Regions from separate parts of the Homo sapiens genome. Here region 1 is linked to region 2. A link is an interaction called in ENCODE POLR2A ChIA-PET data of the cell type or tissue named here. Cell type or tissue: PC-3. All regions are shown on one strand. Links, peaks and the distances in the headings refer to the core of each region. The heading gives the core; the rest is flanking DNA.

What was found. Peaks named below come from ENCODE experiments on the same cell type or tissue, not always from the same donor. Only the 100,000 strongest peaks of a DNase experiment are listed, where the experiment ranks them.
Region 1: POLR2A ChIA-PET joins it to region 2 with 10 read pairs; 5 of 35 experiments call an interaction of 5 or more read pairs at or near these places.

Annotation. Positions count from the first base shown.
Region 1 is chr17:75,441,763-75,447,137 of GRCh38, reverse strand. No RefSeq gene overlaps it. Among named protein-coding and RNA genes, the nearest start is that of TMEM94, 12 kb to the left of the region's middle. In PC-3, for the core only: no CTCF peak of the experiment used is centred there; no DNase peak of the experiment used is centred there.
Region 2 is chr17:75,134,849-75,140,223 of GRCh38, reverse strand. JPT1 (Jupiter microtubule associated homolog 1) reads left to right here. Exons shown (of 5, transcript NM_016185.4): 5 at 3,974-4,976. The coding sequence ends at 4,122. It overlaps LOC107985034 (a long non-coding RNA gene), which reads right to left and starts at 3,974. Exons shown (of 2, transcript XR_007065907.1): 1 at 1-3,974. In PC-3, for the core only: no CTCF peak of the experiment used is centred there; no DNase peak of the experiment used is centred there.

The DNA.
Region 1 (5,375 bases), core at 90-5,089, 310 kb before region 2:
TGGCCAGGCTGGTCTCAAACTCCTGACCTCAAATGATCCACCCCCCTTTGCCTCCCAAAGTGCTGGGATTACAGGCATGAGCTACCATGCCTGGCCTGTTTTTATTTTATTTTATTTTATTATTTATTATTCATTTATCTATTTATTTATTTATTTTGGGATGGAGTCTCACTCTGTTTTCCAGGCTGGAGTGCAGTGGCGCAATCTCGGCTCACTGCAAGCTCTGCCTCCCGGGTTCACGCCATTCTCAGCCTCCCAAGTAGCTGGGACTACAGGCACCCGCCACCACGCCCGGCTGATTTTTTGTATTTTTAGTAGAGACAGGGTTTCACCATGTTAGCCACGATGGTCTCGATTTCTGACCTCGTGATCCGCCCGCCTCACCCTCCCAAAGTGTTGGGATTACAGGCGTGAGCCACCGCGCCTGGCCTATTTTTATTTGTTTATTTTTTGAGACGGAGTCTCACTCTGTTGCCCAGGCTAGAGTACAGTGGCATGATCTTGGCTCGCTGCAGCCTCCATGTCCCAGGTTCCAGCGATTCTCCTGCCTCGGCCTCCCGGGTATCTGGGATTCAGGCACGCGCTACCACACGTGGCTAATTTTTGTATTTTTAGTAGAGACGGGGTTTCACCATGTTGGATAGGCTGGTCTCGAACTCCTGACCTCAGGTGATCTGCCCATCTCGGCCTCCCAAAGTGCTGGCATTACAGGTGACAGCCACCATGCCCAGCCATAAATGGTTGCCAGGGGCTGGGGTGTGGGGAGAAGAATGAGGAGTGACTGCTTTTTTTTTTTTTTGAGATGGAGTTTCGCTCTTGTTGCCCAGACTGGAGTGCAATGGCACAATCTCGGCTCACTGCAACCTTTGCCTCCTGGGTTCAAGCGATTCTCCTGCCTCAGCCTCCCTAGTAGCTGGGATTACAGGTGCCCACCAGCACTCCCAGCTAATTTTTTGTATTTTTAGGAGAGACAGGGTTTCACTATGTTGCCCAGGCTGGTCTCGAACTCCTGACCTCAGGTGATCCACCCACCTCAGCCTCCCAAAGTGCTGGGATTACAGGGCGTGAGTCACCATGCCCAGCTGCTTTTTTTTTTTTTTTTTTTTAAATGGAGTCTTGCTCTGTTGCTCAGGCTGGAGTGCAGTGGTGTGATCTAGGCTCACTGCAACCTCTGCCTTCCTGGTTCAAGAAATCCTCCCACCTCAGTCTCCCAAGTAGCTGGGATCACAGGCGTGCGCCACCACACCTGGCTAATTTTGTATTTTTAGTAGAGCAAGTTCTGTGGGTTCTAACTCCAATTTGCTGTGTTGGCCAGGCTGGTCTAAAACTCCTGACCTCGAGAGATCCTCCCGCCTCGACCTCCCAAAGTGCTGGGATTACAGGCGTGAGCCACCACACCCAGCATGCATTTTAAAAATGAACCAAAAATTTAGAATTGGAAGAGAAAGAGAGGAGAGAGCAGAGAGGAAGGCTGAGCCATGTGTAAGGAAGCTGGAGCCTGAACGGTGGAAATGGCAGAGGACTTTTGGAGAAAAAACACTGACACTGAATTGAAAGCTGCTCACGTTTCTACGATGTAAATCCCTGCATCTTCCCAACTGTCCTACAGAGATCTCTACATGTATAGAAACCTTGTGTGAGCAGTTGGTTTAGTGACAAGTGGCAAGGGTATGTTTCACATCTCAGTCTGTGCTCTTGGATAAGGAACTACACCCATGGGATGGGGGGAGAGTCCCTCAAGTAAACCAGTTCATGGGAACCAGAAGCAACCATGAGAACATATGATCCTATGATCCTGCAAAGAAGTCTTCTTTTTTTTTTTTTTTTTTTTCTGAGACAGAGTCTCGCTCTGTTGCCCAGGTTGGAGTGCAATGGTGTGATCTCGGCTCACTGCAACCTCCGCCTCCCAGGTTCAAGCAATTCTCCTGCCTCAGTTTCCTGAATAGGGGGCATTACAGGCGCCTGCCACCACACCTGGCTAATTTTTGTATTTTTAGTAAAGATGGGGTTTCACCACGTTGGTCAGGCTGATCTCGAATTCCTGACCTCAGTGATCCACCCACCTTGTCCTACAAAAGTTCTGGAATTACAGGCGTGAGCCACTGCGTCCGGCCTCAAAGAAGTCTTTCGAACAGGGTTTAAGTAACAGTGTCTAGATCTATAAGGGCCAAAGAAGCCCCCTGCTGTACCTAAACAATATTTATATAGCTGCCTCTGGGGTTCTCTAAAACTGAGTTGGGGCCAGGCGAGGTGGCTCACGCCTGTAATCCCAGCACTTTGGGAGGCCGAGGCCGGAGGATCACGAGGTCAGGAGATTGAGACCATCCTGGCTAACACAGTGAAACCCCGTCTCTACTAAAAATACAAAAAAAATTGGCCGGGTGTTGTGGCGGGTGCCTGCAGTCCCAGCTACTTGGGAAGCTGAGGCAGGAGAATGGCATGAACCCGGGAGGCGGAGCTTGCAGTGAGCCAAGATCACACCACTGCACTCCAGCCTGGGCTACAGAGCAAGACTCCGTCTCAAAAAATAATAAAAAACTGAGTTGCTTCAATATGGGAGGTACGCTAATGGGAGGAGGTAGCTGGGTTCCTCCCAGTCCAGTAGAACACTGGCTCATCTACAGAGGGAGACACATTGTTTGAAACAGGATGGAGAGTATTGGAGAGGCAGTCAAACATCGCGCAGAGAAGCACTCTTTGTCAGTGAATGGTCAGGGCCTTGTAGGGTAACAAGACATGCTTCCTGAAACAGTTAGAGCTATTTTTGGCCCACCCTTCTCCATCTTAGAAATACTTTTTTCTGAGAGGCTGAGGCAGGAAGATTGCTCGAGGGCAGGAGTTGGAGGCCTCAGTGAGCTATGACAGCTTCAATACACTCTAGCCAAGACAACAGAGTAAGACACTGTCTTTAAAAATAACAAACAGCCGGGCATGGTGCCGGTAATCCCAGCCGCCTCCCCTTGGCAGGAAACGGCACCGCCGAATATCCAGTTGCTTCAGCCAAAACCTGGCATGTTTGATTTCTTCCCTTGCCTCCCTTACCATATTCATCTGTCAGCAAGTTCTGTGGGTTCTAACTCCAATTATAACCCTAATATGTCCGCTTCTGTCATTTCCAACTCTACAACCTGGGTCCCGGCCATCATCAACACCTGTTGTACTAGTTTAATAGCTCCTAACACCAGGTGTGGTGGCTCACACCTGTAATCCCAGCACTTTGGGAAGCCAAAGTGGGCGGATCACGAGGCCAAGAGATCGAGACCATCCTGGCCAACATGGTGAAACCCCGTCTCTACTAAAAATCCAAAAATTAGCTGGGCGTGGTGGCATGTGCCTGTAGTGCCAGCTACTCAGGAAGCTGAGGCAGGAGAATCACTTGAACCCGGGAGGCAGAGGTTGCAGTGAGCCAAGATCATGCCACTGCACTCCAGCCTGGGCGATAGAGGGAGACTCTGTCTCAAAATCAAAAACAAAAAAAAAAAAAACAAAGGCTGGGCTCAGTGGCTCATGTCTGTAATCCCAGCACTTTGGTAGGCCAAGGCGGGTGGATCATGAAGTTAGGAGTTCAAGACCAGCCTGGCTGAGATGGTGAAACCCCATCTCTACTAAAAATACAAAAATTAGCCAGGCGTGGTGGTGGGCGCCTGTAATCCCAGCTACTCAGGAGGCTGAGGCAGGAGAATCACTTGAACCCGGGAGCTGGAGGTTGCAGTGAGCCGAGATTGTGCCACTGCACTCCAGCCTGGGCGACAGAGCAAGACTCCATCTCAAAAAAAAAAAAAAAAAAAAAGCTCCGGCTGGGCGTGGTTGCTCACACCTGTAATCCCAGCACTTTGCGAGGCCGAGGCGGGTGGATCACGAGGTCAGGAGATGGAGACCATCCTGGCTAACATGGTGAAACCCCGTCTCTACTAAAAATACAAAAAATTAGCTGGGCGTGCTCGCAGGCGCCTGTAGTCCCAGCTACTCTGGAGGCTGAGGCAGGAGAATGGTGTGAACCCGAGAGGCAGAGTTTGCAGTGAGTCAAGATCGCGCCACTGCACTCCAGCCTGGGTGACAGAGTGAAACTCTGTCTCAAAAAAAAAGCTCCTAACTAGACCCCTGCTTCTTCTCTAGCTCCCTATTATTCAGATTCCACCCAGTAGCCAGAAGGTCTTTCCACACCAGAAGTCAGGTCATGACCCTCCTCTGCATGAACTCCTTAAATGGCATTCCATCATACTTAGACTAAAATCCCAAGTCCTTATGGTATATTGGTAGTCTATTACTGCATAATAAATTGGCCTGGAATTTGGTGCCGTAAACAATACAAATCTGGGCCAGGCGTGATGGCTCATGCCTGTAAACCCAGCACTTTGGGAGGCTGAGGCAGATGGATTATCTGAGGTCAGGAGTTCCAGACCACCTTGGCAAACATGATGAAACCCTGTCTCTACAAAAACTACAACAATTAGCTGGGCATGGTGGCACATGCCTGTAGTCCCAGCTACTTGGGAGGTTGAAGTTGGAGGATCATTTGGGCCCAGGAGGTGGAAGTTACAGTGAACCTAGATTGCGCCACTGCATTCCAGCCTGGGTGACAGAGCGAGACCCTGTCTCAAAAAAAATAAGTAAATAAATACATGTATCTTTGTTTCCTGACTTACAGGAAAAGCAAAGGAAAAAAAATTTAAAGAGAGAGAGTTTAAAAAAAACAATACACATCTATTATCTCAGACAGTTTCTGTGGGTCAGGAATCTGGGAGCAGCTCTGATGGCTAATCCTGGCTCTGGGGTCATGAGGTTAAAGTCAAGATCTCAGCCAGGGCTGCAGTCATTGGAAGGCTTGGCTGGGGCTAGGACACCCAAGGTGCCTCACTCACATGAAAAGTTAATGCTGGGTGTTGACAGGAGGCCTCAGTTCCCATGATGTGGACTCTCCACTGGGCTGTTTGAGTGTCCTCAGGACATGGCTTCTGGCTTCCCCCAGAGCAAATGATCCAAGCAAGAACAAGGAGGAGGCCTCAATGTCTCTTAGGATCTATCCCTGGAAGTCACAACCCATCATTTCTCTCTTTTTTTTTTTCTGAGACGGGGTCTCGCTCTGTCGCCCAGGCTGGAGTTCCCGGCTCACTGCAAGCTCCGCCTCCTGGGTTCATGCCATTCTCCTGCCTCAGCCTCCCGAGTAGCTGGGACTACAGGCACCCGCCACCACACCTGGACAATTTTTTTGTATTTTTAGTAGAGACGGGGTTTCACTGTTAGCCAGGATGGTCTCAATCTCCTGACCTCGTGATCTGCCCACCTGGGCCTCCCAAAGTGCTGGGATTACAGGCGTGAGCCACCATGCCCGGCCACACCCCATCATTTCTCTAATATCCTATCGGACACAGGAT
Region 2 (5,375 bases), core at 203-5,202:
AAACATTTGGCTGGGCGCGGTGGCTCATGCCTGTAATCCCAGCCCTTCGGGAGGCTGAGGTGTGCGGATCATGAGGTCAAGAGATCAAGACCATCCTGGCCAACATGGTGAAAGCCCGTCTCTACTAAAAATACAAAAATTAGCCAGGCGTGGTGGCACGCGCCTGTAATCCCAGCTACTTGGGAGGCTGAGGCAGGAGAATCGCTTGAACCTGGGAGGTGGAGATAGATTGCGCCACTGCACTCCAGCCTGGCAAGAGAGAGAGACTCCATCTGAAAAAATAAATCAAAGTTTCTGAACACTTACTCTCAATTCCTGTACTTATCTCATTATGGGCTGGAAACAAACAAACCTCCCTCCTCTGTGGGTGGAGTACTTCTGACTGGACAGACATTTATTTATTTTTGAGACGGAGTCTTACTCTGTCGCCCAGGCTGGAGTGCTGTGGCACGATCTTGGCTCACTTCAAACTCCGCCTCCCGGGTTCAAGTGATTCTCTTGCCTCAGCCTCCCGAGTATCTGTGAATACAGGCGCGCACACACGCCCAGCTAATTTTTGTACTTTTGTAGACACGGGGTTTCACCATGTTGGCCAAGCTGGTCTCAAACTCCTGACCTCAGGTTATTCAGCTGCCTTGGCCTCCCAAAGTGCTGGGATTACAGGTGTGAGCCACTGCACCTGGCCTGGACAGACATTTAAAGTAAGGCCTACTGCTGCTTGTTTAGTCTCCATAGGTGCTTTTTTATTTTTTTCTTCTTCTTTATTAGTATGTTATGTATTTGTGAAAAACAAAACAGTTCTAGTAATAATGTAAGACAAATATAAGATTAGTAGTATTGAGCTTGATTCATCTGAAGAGGATTTTATGAAAATAAACCACTATGGCAGGACTGCAAGATAATTTTTTGTTCTTCAGAATGTTCATTAACTGCTGGATTCAGAGAGAGAATGAAGACTTCAGTAGATCCTGTATGTATAGCAGGAGGCCATGTCCCACCAGCAGAAATGAAACTGCTTGAACTAACAAGTTGTCTCAGTCCGAATTCTCTTTATCTTGAATATTTTAAATGTGGAGTTTTGTTTTTCTTTTATATTTACAATTATATTTAGGTTATTTCAGGGACACTTATTGTAGGACTTGTGTGTCTGATCCAGTGCATTTGATCTTGCTTCTTTTACAATGGATGTAACCAAGGAAACTAATGGGTGACCCTCTCTGAGTTTTAGTTCATAATTGTGACAGTTGTCATTCTGAAAAGCTTCATACTCTATTTTTGCTTGTAGTTAAATAGTATAGAACATTTTATGTTACTCCCATAGAATGTTCCAGAAATTCATGAAATGTTAAAAGCAGCAGTAGTATGTTAACATTAACAAAGCATGAAAAATAAATAAATAAAATAAATGTCTGTCCAATGAGAAATACTGCAGCCACAGAAGAGGGAGGTTTGTTTGCTTCTAGCCTATCATGAGATAAGTACATGAATTGAGAGTAAGTGTTAAAGACCTCTTCTTGGCCGGGCATGGTGGCTCACGCCTGTAATCTGAGTACTTTGGGCAGCTGAGGTGGGTGGATCACTTGCGGTCAGGAGGTTGAGACAAGCCTGGCCAACATGGTGAAACCTGGTCTCTACAAAAATACAAAAAATTAGCTGGGCATGGTGGCGGGCGCCTATAACCCCAGCTATTGGGAGGCTGAGGCAGGAGAATCGCTTGAGCCTGGGAGGCGGAGGTTGTGGTGGGCCAGGATCACGCTACTTTACTCCAGTCTGGGCGATGGAATGAGACACAGTCTCAAAAAAAAAAAAAAAATCCATTAATATAGGAGCATTATTAACTGCCCTTACTGCCTTTTCAGGCAAAAGGGATTCTATGAAATATTTTTACGAATATCTTAGAATATGCAACTGAATTTGATTGGTTAACACTGAAATAAACTTGCTATTAAAAAGAAAACTAAGGCCCAGTATGGAGGCTCACGCCTGTAATCCCAGCACCTTGGGAGGCCAAGGCAGGTTGGATCACCTGAGGTCAGGAGTTTAAGACCAGCCAGGCCAACATGGTGAAACCCTGTCTCTACTAAAAATACAAAAAATTAGTCGGGCGTTGTAGCGGGCACCTATAATCCCAGCTACTTACTTGGGATGCTGAGGCAGGAGAATTGCTTGAACCCGGGAGGCACAGGTTGCAGTGAGCCGAAATTGCACTGTTGCACTCTAGCCTGGACAACATGTGTGAAACTCCATCTCAACTAAAGAAAAAAAAGGAAAACTAGGCCGGGTGCAGTGGCTTAATGCCTGTAATCCCAGCACTTTGGGAGGCCAAGGTAGGTGGCTCACTTGAGGCCAGGAGTTTGAGACCAGCCTGGCCAACATGGCGAAACCCCGTCTCTACTAAAAATACAAAAATTAATCAGGCATGGTGGTGCATGCCTGTAATTCCAGCTACTCGGGAGGCTGAGGCAGGAGAATTGCTTGAACCCAGGAGGCAGAGGTTAAAGACCCTGTCTCAAAAAAAAAAAAAAAAAAAAAAAAAAAGGAAAACTAGGCTGTGTGAAGGGTGAAGGTGGCTCATGCCTGTGATCCCAGCACTTAGGGAGGGTGAGATGGGAGGATCACTTGAGTCCAGGAATTTGAGACCAGCCTGGGTAACATAAGGAGACCCCATCTTTTAAAAATAAAAAAAAAAAAAAAACAAAAATAGCCAGTTGTGGTGGTGCGCGCCTGTAGTCCCAGCTATTTGGGAGACTGATATAGGAGGATTGCTTGAGCCCAGGAGTTTGAGGCTACAGTGGGCTGTGATTGAGGTACTGCACTCCAGCCTGGGCCACAGAGTGAGACCCTGTCTCAATATCCTCCACCTGCCACCCCACCCCTCCACAAAAAACAAACAAACAAAAAAACTAAAAATATGTATACTATTAAGCTCTTAGTAAAAGTTTCCTTTCATAGAAAATATAGAATTTTTGCATTCACTTTGCACTTTGAATCAGTTTTTTCCCGGTTTAGAAACAACCCTAATGAGAGACAATTCATTTGGAAAATTGGATGGGTTCCAGTTTTTTTGCTGTCAGAGAATTGGATAAATAGCCTATATCATGTGATAATTACTATAAAGCAATGAAGCTTGACAGTGAGGTGAGGGATTTGAAAACATACAGTTAATAAGCAAGGCGAATTACTACCCTGTTTGTAAATATGGATACATTTCCAAGAGTGAAAAAAAGAAGTTGATACCATTTATGTTAAATATAACCAAAACATGTTACATGTTATCTGGCTACATGTAAATATACATAAAACAAGTGGACTAGAAGGCTGCACAGGACTTGCAGTGGGACCTCTGGGAATAGGGGGAGCAGGATCCACCCGGAGCTGGAAGGGGCCGTAGAGCTAGAGTTCCCTGTTCTTATTTAAAAATCTTCATGTCCTTGGGCCAGGCGCGGTGGCTCACGCCTGTAATCCCAGCACTTTGGGAGGCCGAGGCAGGTGGATCACAAGGTCATGAATTCAAGACCAGCTTGGCCAGGATGGTGAAACCCCATCTGTACTAAAAATACAAGAATTAGCCGGGCATGGCGGCAGGCGCCTGTAATCCCAGCTACTAGAGAGGCTGAGGCAGGAGAATTGCTTGAACCTGGGAAGTGGAGGTTGCAGTGAGCCAAGACTGCACCATTGCACTCCAGCCTGGGCAACAGCGAGACTCCGTCAAAAAACAAAACAAAACAAAAAAAAACTTCATGTCCTTATATATTTGTGTAATTTAGAAAAGAACATAAACAACAAATATGGGAAAAGATGAACAATGGTTAATTCTGTGGAGTGGGAGCATGGTGGGTGATTATTTTGTTTATGCTTTTAGGTATGTTTCCAACCATCAAACCAAAAAAAAAAGAAAAAGAGAAACAGATCCTTGATCTTAACAGGAAATGGCTGTCATTATGAGTATTATTTCTATTCCCTGTTTTCATAGAAAATGTGGACACAGACTTGCCAGGCAGCCTGGGGCAGAGTGAAGAGAAGCCCGTGCCTGCTGCGCCTGTGCCCAGCCCGGTGGCCCCGGCCCCAGTGCCATCCAGAAGAAATCCCCCTGGCGGCAAGTCCAGCCTCGTCTTGGGTTAGCTCTGACTGTCCTGAACGCTGTCGTTCTGTCTGTTTCCTCCATGCTTGTGAACTGCACAACTTGAGCCTGACTGTACATCTCTTGGATTTGTTTCATTAAAAAGAAGCACTTTATGTACTGCTGTCTTTTTTTTTTTTCTTTTGAAGAACAGGTTTCTCTCTGTCCTTGACTCTTGGGTCTGTGGGCCATGGCATGAGTGTTTTCTAGTAGTAGATTGGAGGGAAAGCTTTGTGACACTTAGTACTGTGTTTTTAAGAAGAAATAATTTGGTTCCAGATGTGTTAGAGGATCTTTTGTACTGAGGTTTTTAACACTTTACTTGGGTTTACCAAGCCTCAACTGGACAGACCATAAACAGTCCACAGGCACCGTTCCTGCCAGGCCCCAACCCACAGGGAGTCTCTCCGCAGAGCCTTCTTGGTGTTGCCCTAACTTGCCAGTGGCCTTTGCTCAGAGCCTCCTCCTGTGACATGTGAACAATGAAGAGGCCTGCGCCTCCTGCCTTGCCGCCTGCAAAGCAAAGAAACTGCCTTTTATTTTTTAACCTTAAAAAGTAGCCAGATAGTAACAAGACTGGCTGGCTGATGAGCAAAGCCTTTGCTCTCACGCAGAGGAAGGCTTGGATGTACAATGAAACTGCCTGGAACTAAAAGCAGTGAAGCAAGGGAGGCAATCACACTGAAGCGGGTCTTCCTCCAGGAACGGGGTCCCACAGGCGTGTTGTTTTAAATAACCTGATGCTGTGTGCATGATGCTGGTGCTTGACCATGAAAGGAAAGTCTCATCCTTAAAATGTGTTGTACTTCACAATCCTGGACTGTTGCTTCAAGTAAACAATATCCACATTTTGAAACACTGTGTACTGTGTCTTCTTTTTGAGATGGTTTCAGTGTTCTCCCTGGTTAGATGCTTTTCTCTTTGTCACTATAAATCCTGCCTACTGATTGGAGGAGTCATTTGAAGTTAAATAGCCAGATGTGCCTGTAATTAGCTACTTGGGAAGCCAAGGCAAGAGGATGCTTGAGCCCAGGAGTTTGAGACTATCCTGGGCAACATAGCGAGACCTCCTTAAAAAACAAAATCTTAAAACAGATGAAGACCCAGAGAGGAGTGGGTTTCTTTCTGAAGAAGGCTCTAAAGATGAGCAGGTTAGACTCTTCTACCTCCCCTTTGTTCTGGGCAGTAACATTTTAAAGTGTTCTCCAAGACTGGGCAACATGGTGAAACCTCGTCTCTACCAAAAATAGCCAGG